2 separate regions of the Homo sapiens genome follow, and region 2 is linked to region 1. A link is a contact called in ENCODE Hi-C or POLR2A ChIA-PET data. All regions are on one chromosome and are shown on one strand. Each heading gives the region's core, a stretch centred on a gene start or an enhancer-like site at or near the end of the contact. The rest is flanking DNA. Distances are from core to core; before and after follow the strand shown.

The links. A loop is a pair of places that touch in the nucleus more often than their neighbours do. ChIA-PET counts read pairs that join two places held with the same protein, here RNA polymerase II (POLR2A).
Region 2: a loop to region 1 is called in a map with no recorded cell type, with 7 times the contacts of the local background. The contact joins the promoter of POFUT4 here to the enhancer-like site in region 1. A Hi-C loop is called at or near these places in 1 of 37 single-sample maps with no recorded cell type. POLR2A ChIA-PET finds 5 or more read pairs at or near these places in 1 of 52 experiments (PC-9).

Annotation. Positions count from the first base shown.
Region 1 is chr10:71,832,649-71,837,676 of GRCh38, forward strand. It overlaps PSAP (prosaposin), which reads right to left. Exons shown (of 14, transcript NM_002778.4): 2 at 1,724-1,857. Among named protein-coding and RNA genes, the nearest start is that of PSAP, 16 kb to the right of the region's middle. RefSeq lists enhancers at 3,228-3,997, 3,815-3,884, 3,995-4,094, 3,998-4,767. Within about 2 kb of position 3,668, at least 26 of the 41 ENCODE cell types and tissues checked have a DNase peak (open chromatin) inside an H3K27ac peak, as active enhancers do.
Region 2 is chr10:73,768,966-73,774,223 of GRCh38, forward strand. POFUT4 (protein O-fucosyltransferase 4) reads left to right here and starts at 3,311. Exons shown (of 3, transcript NM_173540.3): 1 at 3,311-4,076; 2 at 4,225-4,850. The coding sequence starts at 3,369. It overlaps SEC24C (SEC24 homolog C, COPII component), which reads left to right. Exons shown (of 23, transcript NM_198597.3): 17 at 42-187; 18 at 382-520; 19 at 650-768; 20 at 871-1,050; 21 at 1,315-1,506; 22 at 1,744-1,833; 23 at 1,990-3,196. The coding sequence ends at 2,130. RefSeq lists enhancers at 3,033-3,212, 3,803-3,912, 4,198-4,728, 4,573-4,622 and a silencer at 3,543-3,592.

The DNA of each region.
Region 1 (5,028 bases), core at 2,418-4,917:
GGACACCCAAACCCCAGGATGCTCAAGTTCCACAGACAGCCCTCAACATTTGTGGAAACAGAGGGTCAAGGGTACTGTGCATGGAACCATATCAAGAGAGGGCCGGGCCGGGCGTGGTGGCTCACTTGGGAGGCCGAGGCGGGCAGATCACGAGGTCAGGAGTTCGAGACCAGCCTGACCAGCATGTTGAAAACCCCATCTCTACTAAAAATACAAAAATTAGCCGGGCATGGTGGCGTACACCTATAATCCCAGCTACTTGGCAGGCTGAGGCAGAAGAATTGCTTGAACCCGGGAGGCGGAGGTTGCAGTGAGCCAAGATCGTGCCACTGCACTCCAGCCTAGGCAACAGAGTGAGAGTCCATCTCAAAAAAAAAAAAAAACAAAAAACAAAAACAGAAGGCCGGGCCATGACAAGACCAGCCAATCAAGTTTTAAAGTCCTTACGGGACACACATTAAACCTGGAAACAGGAAGTAGTATTAAAAACAAGATTGAAGGCAAATTAGAAACCAAATCTGAAAGTAGTTTCAGGCCAGTCGTGGTAGCCCACGCCTGTAATCACAGCACTATGGGAGGCAGGAGGATGACCTTAGCCCAGGAGTTCAAGACCAGCCTGGGCAACATGGTAAAAACACTATCTCTACAAAAAATACAAAAATTAGCCAGGCATACTGGTCCACATCTGTGGTTCCAGTACTCAGGAGGCTGAGGTGGGAGGATTGCTTGAGCCTAGGAGGTTGAGGCTGCAGTGAGCCATGATTGTGCCACTGCACTCCAGCCTAGGTGACAGAGCCAGACCCTGCCTCCAAAAAAAAGGGCAAGTATGGCCACAGAAGGCAGTTTTCCAGTGAATAATTCACAAACTGTTTCTAAAAGAATGGTGCTAAGCTTTCTTCTCTTACTGAAGGAGCAGTAGTGGCCACTGACAAGTTTTTTAGAACCCAAAGTCCACTCAGTCAAACACAGCCCGTACCACATGATGGCCGGCACAGCCCCAAGTGAGCCCAGGGCAGCAGCTCTGTGTTGAGCTGGCATGGTCAGCAGAGCATCTCCTGAGAGGGCTTGGGACCGTGAGGAACACACCCATGGCTTGTCGCCTTAGACCATGCCCCACATTAATACGCTACATTTAGCATTATTTAGATGAAAAATCAGTGCTAGCTTCCTCAGTGTGGTTACAGCTGGAAACCAATTTTAAATGGCAACTGCACTCCAGGATCTCAATCAGCAGTTTGCCTGTTTGAGAGGAGTGAGGAGAGAACAAAATATGAAACAGGCAGAAAGTACCTGAAAAGCTCAGCATTTACTTTTTGGAGTGAGTGACCAAGGATAGAGCCGCGCCCATGTGCCCAGTGGTGGGAATGGGCACTGCCAACCCACTGGCCTCTTATCTAAGGTGAGAAGTGGGATCTGCACAGAGGCCCAGAGGCAGCATGGGGCAGGCACCTGGAGCCGCAGGCATGGGGGACCTCATCCTGTCTGCCACAAGAAACCAGGTAGCCTCAGGAGAGTGAAACCTTAACCTCTCTGAGCCTCCATCTCCTCTGCTGTAAAATGGGTACATTCACCAATAGGTCCTGCCTCCCACACAGAGTCACAGTGAGAAGTAAACAAAACAAGGCAAGAAAAAGTGCTCTGTCAATATGGCAGTGAGTTACAGCTGTTCTAAGGGGACCCAAGAGGAGTGCTGCGGCTGGGACTGGAGGGCAGCGGCACTCACCACTGTTGGCTTGTTCCAAACGGTCTGCAGGCAGTGCTTCACTGCCCCGCAGTCGGACGCCGTCTTCACATTCTGGCACCACACTGCCGAGCCCCTGGTGCATTCTTTCAGTCCAAGGACCGGGCCGGCTAGAGCTAAAATGAAAACCAACGTGAGGAGGTGGCCCATTTTGTAGCAAACCAGGTCGACCTGACTTATTTCCCCAGGGCTGAGGGCGACTGTCCTTGAGCTGGACTCTGCTACTCAGCCCCTCACCAAGCTGTATGGGACACCAGCCACACAGATACACGCCTGTCCCGGTCAAGAAGCTGGCTTGTCTGTCACAGGGCTAGAAGGGACTCATGTATCTGGTTCACGTTCATCCTCTCTAGCTACCTTTAAACAGTATCAGGGAGTATCAGAACTTTAACCTTAAAATGTTTCCATAAGTAATAAGGTATCATCATAACCTTAAAATGTTTCCATAAGTAACAAAAGAAACCATAGGAGAAAAGACTAACAAATTCAAATACAGGGAAGATTTTGACTTCTGTAAAATGGATAACAACTGTAGAATGAAGGGTTTTTTTAAAAAAGAAAAACAGGCTGGGCACGGTGGCTCACGCCTATAATCCCAGCACTTTGGGAGGCCAAGGTGGGTGGATCACGACGTCAGGAGATCAAGACCATCCTGGCTAACACAGTGAAACCCCATCTCTACTAAAAATACAAAAAAAAACAATTAGCCAGGTGTGGTGGCGGGCGCCTGTAGTTCCAGCTACTCGGGAGGCTGAGGCAGGAGAATGGCGTGAATCCGGGAGGCGGAGCTGGCAGTGAGCCTGGGTGACAGAGCGAGACTCCGTTTCAAAAAATAAATAAATAAATAAATAAATAAATAAAATAAAAATTAAAATTAAAAAAAATTCATACCCTTATAACATAAAACAATGGCCAGCTGCCGGTGGCTCATGCCTATAATCTCAGCACTTTGAGAGGCCGAGGTGGGGTCAGTTGAGTCCAGGAGTTCGAGACCAGCCTGGGCAACATGGCAAAACCTCATCTCTACAAAAAATTAGCCGGGCATGGTAGCACGCACCTGTGATCCCAGCTACTCGAGAGACTGAGGTGGGAGGATAGCTTGAGCCCAGGAGGCAGAGGTTGTAGTGAGCCGAGATCTCACCACTGCACTCCAGCGGTGAGCTACCATACCTAGCCCTAAAAATATTTTATAAACTGCCTTGAGAGTGCCTATGTTTCTTAAAACAGGTCCTTGATTTTAGAACCAAAAAAATGGGGAAAAAAATCCTCAGATTCACATCTCACTTCTAGCCCAATTATTTAGCTAGGAAACAAGAGATTACATCGGACTACACATAGAGGATGGTGGCATGAGGGTCAAACTCCAACAGGCATCTCAGTAGGGTTGAACAAACTTTTGCTGCAATAGATACTTGACCCAAGTCTGAGACAGAAAAAAAAAAAAAAAAAACAAAACACAATCACCTGAGAAACACACTTAGAACCTCAGGAATCTTGCTGTATGCTGCTTCCCTCTGTAAGCCAATTCTACATACGTGTGTAACACACATAGGAAACACGTGTTGTATAGGTCAGTACGTGTTCTTCCTCCAGGAGAGGGTAAGGAATGAACTGCTTTCTTTCATTACTACCTCCACAAGCTACTCACACAAAGACTGAGTCCCACAAAGCTCGAGTCAGATCACCTTCACCCCTTCAGACACAAGCAAATGAATTATTCATCTGCTGCCCAGATTATAGCCTTCCCTGTCCCCTGGGAGCAAAATCACAAACACGTCCAGTTCGCAACCTCAACCAAGCTGGCCACATTCCAGAGGCTGCTGGTTTGGACTCTAGTTTCCAGGGGAAAACATGTGCCAGATGCAAATCAGTACCAAGCTCCCCAGATGGCTCACAAAAGCTTAGTTAGCCCGCAGTGTAGCCAAGCATGGCTGGCGCCAGCCTCAGTTATAAATCTCAGGGGAGCGGTGGAGGGGAGGCAGAATTGAGTCATGAGGGTAAGGGCTCTGGGGACTGTGCGGTCACAGAGACAGCACAAATAGGAACCCCAGACCTGATGACTCCCACCACACCCTAGCAGGCCCTGGGCCCCTAGGACTCTGAAAAGGACCCATGATGACACCATGATACACTGCCTAGCCCTACCTCCAAATCAAGATGAACAGGAGGCTACCAAATGAGTCTCTAGGCAGAGGAAGGCAGAGTGATACACAGGGAAGCCAGAAGAGGATGGGCTCAGACCTCAGGAGACCAGAGCCAAGACAGAGGAGTCACCACCAAAAGCAGGGGCAAGTGACCAGCACCCCCGATTCTTAAAAATGCTCATCCAGTGTAATGTCCACCCAGCTACTTTCTCCAGCCCTCTCAGCAGGGAACTAGCTACAGCTGACCAAAATCTAGAGTGTTTCCGGAACACAACACACTCTCACAGGCCCATGTGAGAATACTTTGTAGGCTGCCTACTTCCTCTAGGAATGTGAAACAATAATCGTTTTCCATGATGACTTTGTTACTTGTTTTGGTCCGGCCAACCTGGACTGAAAATAATCTTGGGCAGCCCCTTGTATCTGAAACTGGCCCAGCTAATACAAACTGACTGTCACTTCCCAATCCATGACCTACTGAATGGCAGCAGGCCTCTTCCTCAGATCTGGAGGCAAAAAGATACGCATGGTGGAGAATTCGGTACGCCTATAAAGTCAAGTTCCAGCGTAAAACAGATTTCCGTGGACACAGGAAGTAACACGTAAATTCCAACTCCTAGAAAGTGCCTTCTTAGCAAGACACCCCCTTCTACCTCCAACCACAAGCCAAACATAAAGGTGCATGTTACAAAAACAGCCTGTGGTATGCAACGGATTCCATCTCCCAGGATGAACGACATGATGACATACGTTCATAGACTGCGTGTCCTCAGGGCAGGCACCACTGGGTGGTGCTGGGGAGCTCCCAGCCGCCAAGAGGTGCAAAGCCCACTCCCAGAGCAGATCTCCTAAGAGGGGATCAAACAGTGGGTCAGAACCTTTTGGGGACATGGATCCCTTTCCCAGAAACTTTATTACACACACATTTCTCCTAGCACTTGAGGAACTTCTCAGGTCCCAGCTGTGGATTAATCATAAAGCTCTACAGGCAAGGGTGGTTTTTCTCCACACAAGCAGGTAAACAACCCAGCTGAAGGCATGGCTACCAGCTCCACTGACTGCGCAGAGCCCGAGGCCCTCAGGCCAAAGAACAAATGAACAGTCACGATTTTCTTTACCCCAAAGAGCAGGAGGAACAGACAT
Region 2 (5,258 bases), core at 2,061-4,560, 1.9 Mb after region 1:
TTGTCATACTTTTTGCCCTGACCCTGTCCATGTGGCCTCAGGTATCCGTGCTGTAGATTTCTTTGGAGCTTTCTACATGAGCAACACGACAGATGTGGAGCTGGCTGGGCTAGATGGGGACAAAACAGTGACTGTGGAGTTCAAGCATGACGATCGGCTCAATGAAGAGAGCGGAGCTCTCCTGCAGGTGGCAGGCGGGAGGCGGGGCTGGGCAGGAAGTGTTTCATTCGCTTGGTATAGAAGAGGGTGAGGAATGGGTAGAGAGCACTAAAAGAAGAGACAGGGCACGGGAGTGGCTCATTTCTCTCTTCCAGTTTAATAGTGTAGCAAAGGGCCTTTGTGAGGGAGGGGTGTGAGTTCCCCCTTTCTCCTTTCCCCTAGTGTGCCCTGCTTTACACCAGCTGTGCAGGGCAGCGTCGGCTCCGCATCCATAATCTGGCCCTGAACTGCTGCACCCAGCTGGCTGATCTATATCGAAACTGTGAGACTGACACGCTCATCAACTACATGGCCAAGTTTGGTGAGGGTAGAAGCAGGGCAGGGTGGGATTGGGGCTGAGAGGTCCAGGATGGTGAGTGGGTAGTTGTGATGGTGGGAATGCACACATGATGGGCAGCTGACCAGTGACTATCTTTGCTTTCCCATCCAGCATATCGGGGAGTCCTGAATAGCCCTGTGAAGGCTGTTCGTGACACGCTCATCACCCAGTGTGCCCAGATCCTGGCCTGTTACAGAAAGAACTGTGCTAGCCCCTCCTCTGCAGGACAGGTGGGGCAAGTATATTAGTGGGAGGTGGGGTTGTTGGGACAAATGTTTGCATTTGGGAGGGATTTCTCATGATCATTGACTTTATTTTGATAATCCCCTCAGTTGATCCTTCCTGAGTGCATGAAGCTACTCCCAGTTTACCTGAACTGTGTGTTGAAGAGTGATGTCCTGCAGCCTGGAGCTGAAGTCACTACTGATGACCGTGCCTATGTCCGACAGCTAGTTACCTCCATGGATGTGACTGAGACCAATGTCTTCTTCTACCCTCGGCTCTTACCTTTGGTGCGATTGAGGGTTGGAGTATGAGATCTTGCACGGAGCAAAGGGCCTCTTAGGAGGAGGAAAGGATAGGCTAGTATCAGTCAGACACTAGTGGAATTTGTTTTTATGTATTTTAGCTGATGTAATTTTCACACTGAGAGAGTTACTGAGACCCCAGAAGGGGTGGTGTCTGAGGACTTAGCTTTCAAAATTTTGTGTGTGGTGCGGGGGGGCAGACTTGTCTTATGGTCCTTGGTAACCTTTTGCTCCCTTCCTTTTGTCTAGACAAAGTCTCCCGTTGAGAGTACTACCGAACCACCAGCAGTTCGAGCCTCTGAAGAGCGTCTAAGCAATGGGGATATATATTTACTGGAGAATGGGCTCAACCTCTTCCTCTGGGTGGGAGCAAGCGTCCAACAGGGTGTTGTCCAGAGCCTTTTCAGCGTCTCCTCCTTCAGTCAGATCACCAGTGGTTTGGTGAGGGCAGGGAGTCAAGGAGAATATGGGTGTGGAAGTATACTTTGTGAAACAATTGGGAGCCAATATAGTTAGTGTGCTAGTACCCTCAAATATCAGGGAACACTTGGGGACAAGGGCAGTTGCTGTCATTCTTCCCAGGTTTGCCTGTTTCAGATGATGCATACATGTATGCTGCCCCACCTTGACTGAACTCAGAGTGCCTTACCATAAGGATAAATGAATTTTGTGTTCTAGAGTGTTCTGCCAGTTCTGGATAATCCACTGTCCAAGAAGGTTCGAGGCCTCATTGATAGCTTACGGGCACAGAGATCCCGGTACATGAAGGTAACACTGATCTGAACCCTGGATTTCTTACCTTGTCAAGTCCTCACCTAGAAGTGGGGGTTGGGTGGGGAATGAGTAAGTGACTGCCTAATGAGATTTCTGGGCATGTTTAATTTCCTTTGGCCTTGCCTTATGAACCCTGAATTCTGGCCGTAGCTTACCGTGGTGAAACAGGAAGACAAGATGGAGATGCTGTTCAAGCACTTCCTGGTGGAAGACAAGAGTCTGAGTGGGGGAGCATCTTATGTGGACTTTCTCTGTCATATGCACAAGGAGATTCGGCAGCTACTGAGCTAAAGCAAGTGGGTAAATGGCATAGGGCCCAGGCTAGCTTCCAGAAAGCACCCCAGGATGTCAGAGAAATTGGGACAGTAACATATCTTATGTAAGCTGACCTCAGTCTCTCTGGGGGGAGGGGGAGATATAAGGAGACACCTTCTTTCTGGGCTCAAGTATCCTGCCACTCTGTCATGTCCTGCTGATGGAAGGTGCCCCTGTTCCCTCATTCTACCCTCTTTTTCCTGCTAATCCTGTCATAATGAATGTAGCTTCTCAGTTCACTGTATATGATTCGGTATTGGGGGTTTGGAGGCACCCAGACCCTGGCAATATTATGTGTCCCTTTGGACCAGTCTCCCAAGAGGAGAGGGGCAGGCAGGAAAGAGTGGGGATCCTAAGGTTACTACAGGGGGCTCAGTGTCATCCACAACTTCCTATATTAGGGATAAAACATATAGGTGCACAAGAGCTGGGGTATAGCCCATAGGTGGTGGAGAGAAAAGTGGTCAGTCCTTCTTGGGCCTGGAGGTTAGCAGTCAAGTTTCTCTGCTTTCACTGCTCGCTCGCTCTCTCCTGCAATGATTGATGATCACTCCGTGGATAGAGAGGCACACTGTCAGAGGTGACCGGAGAACTGAGTTGCAAAATATATTAAGATCTGGTAGAGGTACCAGCTTCCTTTCCAGCTGGAGAGGCCCCAACACTGGATGGTTCTGTAGGGAGCCTAGGGAGCCTGGTCATCAACTTGCAATACCTCACAGAGCCAGTTCACATCCCACTCTGAGCTCCCACGAGAAACACTGCTTCTCCAGGCCCGGGGTTGTTGGGGAGAGAGGCAGAGGCAGCTGGAGCGCCGTTCTCTCCTGCTGGGACACCGCTTGGGCTTTGGTATTGACTGAGTGGCTGACAGTTATCTTCCAACCCCAACTGGCTTGGGGGCAGGACAAGGGCTAGGCTTGATGGTGGCCAGGCTTGCCTGCTCCCCACCTGGGATGCCCCTGCTCTGGACCTCTCATTTCTCTTCATTGGTTTATTTTTCAATGCATCTTTAATTTGTAAAGAAATAAAATAAATTAAGATGTAACCATTAGCCTCATCTTTACTCCCGAAAGCTCACTTTGCTTTTAGTCCTGGCCGTCGGCTGAGCGAGCTGCGCATGCGCCACGTGCCCCCGTGGCGTAGGGCCTCGTCCGGTCACGACTATCCGCTGGGCGGGGTCGGTGCTGGCCGAGGGGGCGCCGGCTGCCGGAGTGGACATGGCGGCCGGCCCCATTAGGGTGGTGTTGGTCCTTCTAGGGGTGCTCAGTGTCTGTGCAGCCAGCGGCCATGGGTCCGTAGCGGAGAGGGAGGCCGGCGGGGAGGCGGAGTGGGCGGAACCGTGGGATGGCGCGGTTTTCCGGCCGCCCTCGGCGCTGGGCGCAGTGGGGGTGACGCGCAGCTCTGGGACGCCGCGGCCAGGGAGGGAGGAGGCGGGGGACTTGCCGGTACTGCTGTGGTGGAGCCCAGGGCTATTCCCCCACTTCCCGGGAGACTCGGAGCGCATCGAGTGTGCGCGCGGCGCGTGCGTGGCGTCCCGGAACCGCCGAGCGCTGAGGGACTCGCGGACGCGCGCGCTGCTCTTCTACGGCACAGACTTCCGCGCGTCGGCCGCCCCGCTGCCGCGCCTGGCGCACCAGAGCTGGGCGCTCCTCCACGAGGAGTCGCCCCTCAACAACTTCTTGCTGAGCCACGGCCCGGGCATCCGCCTCTTCAATCTTACCTCCACCTTCAGTCGCCACTCGGATTACCCGCTGTCGCTGCAGTGGCTGCCCGGGACCGCCTATCTGCGCCGCCCGGTGCCTCCGCCCATGGAACGCGCGGAGTGGCGCCGCCGCGGCTACGCGCCGCTGCTCTATCTGCAGTCACACTGCGACGTGCCAGCGGACCGGGACCGCTACGTGCGCGAGCTCATGCGCCACATCCCGGTGAGTGAGGGCGGGCCGGAGGGAAGGAAAAGGAGAGGGCGGGTTGAGGCCAGGACTCCAGGTGTCCAGGACTCCAGGTGTCCAGGACTCCAGGTGTCCAGGCCTCCAGGGCCGCACCCTCATGACAGCCTTACTGTACCCGGTCTAGGTAGACTCCTACGGGAAATGCCTGCAGAATCGGGAGCTGCCTACCGCGCGGCTACAGGACACAGCCACGGCCACCACCGAGGATCCAGAGCTCTTGGCTTTCTTGTCCCGCTATAAGTTCCACTTGGCCCTGGAAAATGCCATCTGTAACGACTACATGACAGAAAAACTGTGGCGTCCCATGCACCTGGGCGCTGTGCCCGTGTACCGCGGTTCTCCCTCTGTGAGGGACTGGATGCCGAACAATCACTCCGTCATCCTGATTGATGATTTTGAGTCTCCTCAGAAGCTGGCAGAGTTTATTGACTTTCTGGACAAGAATGATGAGGAGTATATGAAATACCTGGCATACAAGCAACCTGGGGGCATCACCAACCAATTTCTTCTGGATAGTCTGAAGCATCGGGAGTGGGGAGTGAATGATCCTTTGCTGCCTAACTACCTCAACGGCTTCGAGTGTTTCGTCTGTGACTACGAACTGGCTCGGCTGGATGCCGAGAAAGCCCACGCGGCCTCTCCCGGGGACAGCCCCGTCTTTGAGCCCCACATTGCCCAGCCCTCACACATGGACTGCCCAGTGCCCACACCTGGCTTTGGCAATGTGGAAGAGATTCCTGAGAATGACAGGTAAGAGTGCTGGGGTCCCCTGCAGCTATCAAATCATTTACTTACTTGCTTACTGTGGGCAATTAAGTAGCACTAGGTGCTGAGCAGGTGCAGGAGGAAATTATCACATGGGCTCATTCTGTATTTAAGGTGTCAACAGTCTAGTTGGGGGGATAAGACAAGCTGAAAAAGCTGAATAGATGTAAAATATAATTCAAGGCAACGTATGAAAATCAGCTTATGTGAACAATGTTTCCAGTAGTGGTTCAAAAAGATTGAACCAGAGTACAGGGCCTGTGCAGACAGGGGAGAGAGAAAATGGGGCAAATAAATAGGGACAAGGCTATAAATATCATTAATACCAGGTTCAGGAGTTTGCACTGCACTAAAAATCAACTCAGCTATTTGAGCACCTTTTATAGAGTGGAA